Linked DNA regions of Homo sapiens: region 2 is linked to region 1. Evidence: chromatin contacts called from ENCODE Hi-C or POLR2A ChIA-PET data. All regions are on one chromosome and are shown on one strand. The core of a region is the stretch at or near the end of the contact, and the rest is flanking DNA. Distances in the headings are between cores, read along the strand shown.

The links. Hi-C counts contacts between places; a loop is a spot of excess contacts on that map. ChIA-PET counts read pairs that join two places held with the same protein, here RNA polymerase II (POLR2A). Pooled maps may share reads with other maps.
Region 2: a pooled map shows a loop between it and region 1 (6-fold over the local background). The contact joins two enhancer-like sites. A Hi-C loop is called at or near these places in 7 of 50 pooled maps. POLR2A ChIA-PET finds 5 or more read pairs at or near these places in 2 of 52 experiments (activated CD4-positive, alpha-beta T cell and activated T-cell).

The regions. Positions count from the first base shown.
Region 1 is chr3:132,253,506-132,257,152 of GRCh38, reverse strand. No RefSeq gene overlaps it. Among named protein-coding and RNA genes, the nearest start is that of TRC-GCA9-1, 23 kb to the right of the region's middle. Within about 2 kb of position 1,997, at least 4 of the 41 ENCODE cell types and tissues checked have a DNase peak (open chromatin) inside an H3K27ac peak, as active enhancers do.
Region 2 is chr3:132,534,135-132,537,662 of GRCh38, reverse strand. The region is part of intron 55 of DNAJC13 (DnaJ heat shock protein family (Hsp40) member C13); the gene reads right to left. Among named protein-coding and RNA genes, the nearest start is that of ACKR4, 61 kb to the left of the region's middle. Within about 2 kb of position 1,447, at least 3 of the 41 ENCODE cell types and tissues checked have a DNase peak (open chromatin) inside an H3K27ac peak, as active enhancers do.

The sequences.
Region 1 (3,647 bases), core at 748-3,247:
CACTTTACCAATTCCTGCTAATCTTTCAAGTCTCAGCTCATGTGTCATTGACACAAGGAAGTTTTCTTGACACCCCAGATGAGGTCAGGCACCTGCTTATGTGAATGATTTAGCATCCTCATTGTCTCTTTTTAGTTATTTTCTTTTACTATTAGTAATTTTACATTCGTAAGTGATTATTTGATTTTACATCTGTGTTCCTTGTTAGACTGTAAGATCCATAATGGCAGGGAAGATGCCTGTAGTTGTTCACCATTGTGTTTCTAGCACCCAGAACAGTCTTGGGAATTAGCAAGCTTTCAATAAGTATTTGATGAATAAATAGATGCAGTGAAAGCTGATTGTAAAGATGCTACATTAGTTTGCTAGAGCTGCAGTAACAAAGTGCCACACATTGGGTGGCTTAAATAACAGAAATTTATTGTCTTCACAATTCTGGAGGCTGGAAGTCCAAGATCAAGTTATCGACAGGTTTGGTTCCTTCTGAGAACTGTGAGGGAAGGATCTGTTCCGGAACTCTCTCCTTGGCTTGTAGATGGCCGTCTTCTCTTTTTCAATTCACATTGTCTTTCCTCTAAGCATGTCTCTGTATTCAAATTTTCCTTTTTTATGAGGAGGAGAGTCATATTGGTTTAGACCCCACCCTAATTATATTTTTACTTGATTTCCTCTGTAAAGGCCCTGTCTCCAAATAGTGTCACATTCTTAGGTACTGAAGGTTAGTACTTCTACACATGAATTTAGAGGGACACAATTCAACCCATAACAGATGGTTATAGACTACTGCCTTTAATGGCAACTGGAGTTTGAGGCTGAGAGGGATGGCAAGTTCATGACAGTGTGTGTTTCAAAGGAACAAGCGCCAAGAGGCACTTAGCTAGCAATTAGTAGATCCAGAATGCAAACTCTTTCACCTAAAACAGGTTTGCTTATTTCCATGTTTGGATCTTTACCTACTGTGGGATAATGCAACCCTTTGAACATACAGGATTTCAAACCATATAGGTCTAGGGAACTTTTCCCCATTTCTTACATAATCTATACGTAAAGGGTTTCATGGTAAAATATATTTAGGAAATGCTTCAGACACACTTGGCTTTCTTAGAGTGTTATAAGGCACATATACTAGAGACTCTGATAAATCTTGCAGTAAAGTGACTTCTTTAATCCAATATTTCTTGAATTTATTTATTTATTTTTACCAAGGAGTCCCCTCTCGGTGTTAACATGCTGTATCATTTGTCATTTATTATGTAATTTATTAACTTACTGAATCATTTGGTCAGATAGGTTTGGGAAATGCTAGGGTTTCTTCTGTGAGTGGGAGAGAGATGCTATCCCTGGTGACCACCTTTCCATCTTTCCTCTCCTTATAAGAGGGTAATTACCTCTCTATATCTCTCTCTTCCTGTTTACATGTCACATTTAGGTTTTGTATGAATATCAAAAGCCCTGGCTGTGGCTAATAGTTTTGGCTGCTGTCACAGAAGATGAGAAGGTGGCTGTGTTTACTGGTGTAAGTTTGTTTACACAGGAAATATGCAAAGAAACCCTCCCTCATTCCACTGCTCTTAGAAACACTGCAAGCCAAACATAAGATCTTTTCTGGGTCTCTAAGTGCCTCAGCGATGATTTGAGCAGTAGTCATGCATCTGTTGCAAGCTTTTCTTTGTTAAGATCCCAATTTTAAGAGAATCAACAGTATAAAATATCACACTTGAGTGGGAAGCTGATTTTAAAATGGCAGATGAGATAATAAGATCAGATTGATGTTAATTCCCTTACTGCGAATCCCACAGACTTTTGTGAGAATGGAGACCAGACTTATTCTAAGGCATCTGCTTCTTCCCACGTTCCTCCCACTTGAGACTGAGGAGGCAAATTGCTTGGGGAAACCCCTAGTCACGCAGCTGTAGCCTCTCTAGAGATGGATAAAGCAGCATGTAGGTGAATGGTATTAGGAAGCAAGTGAGTCACTGCATTTTGGCATCATAACTCACCACTGTCTGTGGCACAGCAGCAATAGCCATTTTCCTTAAGCAACATCTGGACGTGACTGCATGAAGTTACCCATGGGATAACAAGAAGGCTGAGGAAAGAACATGAATTCCCTGACCTTCATCCCAGGAGCTCAGTTTGTCTTTGTTTTAGCTCCAGAAGTACAGCTCTAATTAAAACCTCCATCAAGGAGGTGAGGCCTGGTCTAAAGGACCCCAGGAAGGCCACATTGGGCCAAGGAGCCAGTTAAGTTTAAGGAAGCTCGGGGGTGAGTTTGATGCCAGGAAACAGAGATAAGCTTGAATGAGCAGCCCTAAAGGGTTCTCTTAAGAAACATTCTCCAAAGTCCATTTGGCTTCTGTAATTCTGAGGTTCTTTATCCTAGAAATACATCAAGCCCTCTGCTAAGTGCTTTACCTACAGGTGTTTTTTAATCTGTAAAATAACTCCATGACACGTGTTCTGTAATTATACTTATTTTATAGGTTTTGAAACAGGTTCATAAAGGTAAAGCCACATGTCCAAGATCACGCATCACTAGGATTCACATCCAGATCTGTCTGACACCTGAACCCCTGCTCTGCATCACCATGTTGCCTAACTTCATGAGGGCGTGCAGCATGTTATGAATGGAAATGCGCTTTCACAATCATCTCCCTCCATCTCTACTATAACTGTGTTAGATAAGTTGAGTAGGTATTATTATTCCCTTAGTGCAGAAGAGGAAACTGAGGCATAGAGAGGCTAAGTGACTTGTCCCAGGTCCTGTAGTGATAGGTGGTCAGATCAAGGGCCCAAGTCATATCTTCTCCAAGTCCAGTTTCTTCCCACCCCATGCTGCTCTTTGAGGTCTGCTGTTTTATAGCCCCTGCTTCTCTAGCCTGAATGTGTGGTCAGGGTTTGTGGTGAATGTGAAATTGAGTCAGAACCCAGTTAATTATGGAGAGTACATCATAATGCCCTTAGGATGAAAAATTATCATTATTGTTGTTTTTAAACACAAGACTCACCTAAAAACTTCCCATGAACAAAATCTATAGTTTAGTTGGAAATATAATTGTTTCACTGACCTGTTTCTTAACGCTCCTCATTATAAACAACAGGAAAACTATATGTAATAAAACTTTGACAAAACTGTAAGTTGCCTAAACAAAATCAGTTAAAAAAAAAAGTAAAGTTTTTATTTTATGATCGCTTAAGGAGCCTGAGGATATGAAAATGGTAGAGGTGGAAGAAACAAGGGCTGGGAGTTAAAAGGGGGTGTTTGGTGAGGAAGAAAAAATAATGAATTGCAGTACTTTAAGAGCCACTGAAATGAAGCACTATAAATTGCTCATTAAAAAAATTATTTGTGAATTAAACTTTCAAGACTTAAAAAAACAAATAAAAATTTTGACAGATTATAGCCTGATCAAGGTGCTCATCTTGCCCTTACTTTTTATCAAATTATTAAAAATTATGTATAGATGACATTAAGATGTCTGAGATTTGATTCAAAATAATCTAGTGGGCAGGATAAGTAAACATGATTGGCCACTTGTTGATAACTGCTGATACTGGCTGATGGGTACATGGAAGTTCATTATATTCTCTCTAGTTTTGTTATTTGTATGAAAATTTCTATAGTACAAAGTTTTTGTTTTTTGTTT
Region 2 (3,528 bases), core at 198-2,697, 280 kb before region 1:
AAAAGGCTCTGGACATCCATCTGTCATAGGTTAAAACAAGAATGCTATGTGAAAGGGTACTGATATTTTAGTCTTATATTTCTCCCTTGATTCTAACAGTTTCTATTGCATGAAAATGCCATATATGCCAGCATTTATCGAGATGTGTCCTATGGGCATATTAATGGCTTTAGCCCTCTAGAGTTTATTTTAAACATTGCATAAACATTTAATTACATCTCAGAAGCACTGCACAAACTAACAAGTACTTGCAAGGGACACTGTAGCATAATACTGCATACTGAGCAATAGTTTTAGCTGAAATTGTAGGAAACAAGGCAAACAACTAAGGAACATTGAGGGTTAGGACTAGAAAGGCAGTGGGAGCGGCATGCATTTAGCAAAACATTTCTCTACCTGCTTCAGAGAGCTACACAGAAGTTAGCAAGCTGCCTGGCAGAGCGGATCTAAAGCCCGCTCCTGAGGTGAAGGGGGCTGCTGCCAGTTAGAAGGGAAGGAGAGACACCTGAGGGGAAAAAAGAAATATAAGCAGCAAGGGAAGTTGTGAGGAAGTGCAAACAGCAGAGTAGTTTGATGAAGGTAGAAACAGGGATTGGTGGAGGACAAAAAGGCCACCATTCAGATTCATCTTGTTTTTGACCTTAAAAGTATTGGTACTATGGATGTGAAATGGCTTGTATAGATACATAGGCAGAGATGACTCAGCCTGTGTGAGCTGTAACTGAAGCCAACCAGAGTGCCCAGGTACTTGGAACGCTGTACTTATAAAAACCTTGTACTTGTAGAACTTACAAAAAATATTTCTCCTTTTTAAGGTACTGTGGGAGCCTGCATCTATCAACTCCTGCCTTGAGCCAATCAGGATGCCAGGCCTTTCACAGTCTGCTCAGGAAAAAGGCCACCAGGTCAACAAACCCTTCTGACAACGCAGTTCAGAGCTACAGCAGCACCCTGTGATCATTTCCCACCACCCTCATATTCTCTGAACTTTAGGCTGCAGCATGATTACTGCAAAACCATCCAGTAGGTGTCATCAAAGATGTAACCCTTAACAGTAAGACCTCAAACACTCCAGACTGTGTAGTTTCTGAGCAATTCTGATTGTGGGCTCAACTTGGTTCCCATCAAAATAGTAGGTTACAAGACCAAACCATGAATGCTGCATCTAGAAAGTGGATTAATGACGCAGTTCTCAAACTGTGTGCTGAGGCACCCTGGGGCATTGCTGGATATTTATTTATTCCCTTTGCCCCTCTGTGTGTGTGTGTATTTAACAGATGGGGGTCTCACTATGTTGCCTTGAACTCCTGGGCTCAAGCAACTCCCCTATCCAGGCCTTGAACTCCTAGGCTCAAGTGATCTTCCCACCCCAGCCTACTGAGTAGCGGATTCGGCCTGTCCATGTGGACTACAGTTGCCTGCCACATCATCCAGCTAACTGCTGGGTATTTTAAATTTGAAACACAGCGCCATCTGCTGACCACCATACAAACAACTACTTTCAAGTTGTCTTGCAATTACTTCATAAACTAAATTATTAGGTATTTCTTTTGGCTTGGGGACGGATGAAAAAATTACTGAGCTATTAAGGGCACTGTGAACTGAGAAAATGTGGGAACCTCTGAGCTAAAATCTAAATGGTGAAATGATGGGCTTAGAAGGAAGAAACCAAATTTTAGTACCATCATTTGCCTCTTTAGGAAAGGCAAATCAAAATCAATTCCCGGATAGTTCTACAAATGAAATCCGAGATGCTCTCCCCAGGACCCTGGCCTCTCCTTGAGGATGTGTCTGGTTTCTTGGGGCTAAAAGGTGCTGCCTGGTCATTTGCACAGAATAGGGCAGTTGTGTTCTTCAGAGAAAGATGGGAAGAGCAGGGGCTGCCAGGAATGGGCATGTGGCAAGATTGCACAAGGCTGCTGGACTTCAGAGAAATGAGAAAAGATGGAAAATTTACAGAGAATCCCACAAAACTGAATTGGCTACCACGATGAAATGTATATGTGAAAAGTTCATCTCCAATTCTGGCTCCTAGAAGCATCTTCACCCTGGCCTCTGTTCCTTTTCCTGTTGTTCCTTCTTTTGCTACTGATTTTCTAGGTTAGGTAATTTGAGGATTTTCACTGCTGAAATTATTTTTTATGAGGCTCTGAGACCATCAGCACCAAGCTGTTCTAGAACCTAATAAATGGCTAAGTGATCAAGGGCCCTGGATAATGAGTAACCACAATTTATCTGCATCACAGGAAAAATTCCACTGAGGCACCTTTAAATAAGCATTTATCATAAAACAAAATATGCCAGGCTAGAGAACCTATGGAAATAGGCAGTCTCATTTAAATTTATCAAGATTGAGTAATCCTACCTAGGACTTTAAAATTTTTACCCCAAATCTTGGGCATGTGACTGAATGACATTTACTCAGCAGCCAGAGAGAAGAAAACGTAGTTTTGGTCATTTTTATCTTACTTTGAAGTAGTAATTAACTCCTTTGTCTTTCCCCATGTCCTAAACAAAATCCACCTAACCTGCCAAACTCACCTAAAGATATCAGTTAGAAGAAAGGGTTGGTGATGTGTGTTGTCACAGCAACCTTGATTTCAATGATTACAGAGGGGCTGGGTACAATCTGTATCTTCTGAAGTTTGGGAGTAGCACGGGGCACATTTTAACTAAATGAAATTCCAATTCAACACAACACTATAAATTCCTGGAGTTCCACATCATGGGATTTTATCATTATTAGAACTACATGCCCCTTTTATCAAACACATGATACACAATACATCAATGAAAAGCTCAAACACAAAAAACATTTGGCAACTCAAGCAATGAGCACACATCAATCCAACTGGCAGTAAATTTACCTAATTTATCTCTTAATTTGCCTACATCATCTGTAGTTAGAGGATGTAGGGCTGACATCTTATATACTACAATTTCAGGCAGACAGCAAGAGTTAGAAGCTTTAATTCTTGAAATAGTTCTTTCATTTTTAATGTAACTTAATTTTTTTTGAGACAAGGTCTTGCTCTATTGCCCAGGCTGGAGTGTGGTGGTGAGAGCTCAGCTCACCTGTGACCTCCACCTCCTAGGCTCAAGAGAGCCTCCCGAGTAGGTGGGACTACAGGCATGCACCAACATGCCTGGCTAAATTTTTGTATTTTTTTATAGAGACGGGGTCTTGCCGTGTTGCCCACGCTGGTCTGGAACTCCTGGACTCAAGCAGTCCGCCCACCTTGGCCTCCAAAATTGCTGGGATTACAGACATGAGCCATTGCACCTGGCAAGTTGGTCCTTTCAAATAGGACAGACTAGAGCTGATGAAAAAATTTCCAGCAACTGACATCGCTAAAAAAGAGCATCCCAGATTGATAACATGCTCAGAATTTCACAATTCTGGGGTCAACAATGCTTACAGCTTATCCAGACTGTTCTACATGGACACGTCTGCAGGCTTCAGTAATGGCCTTCTGGAAGACTCATTATCTCCATGCCCCTTCCTGGTTGGGTTTTATACCATCTCCC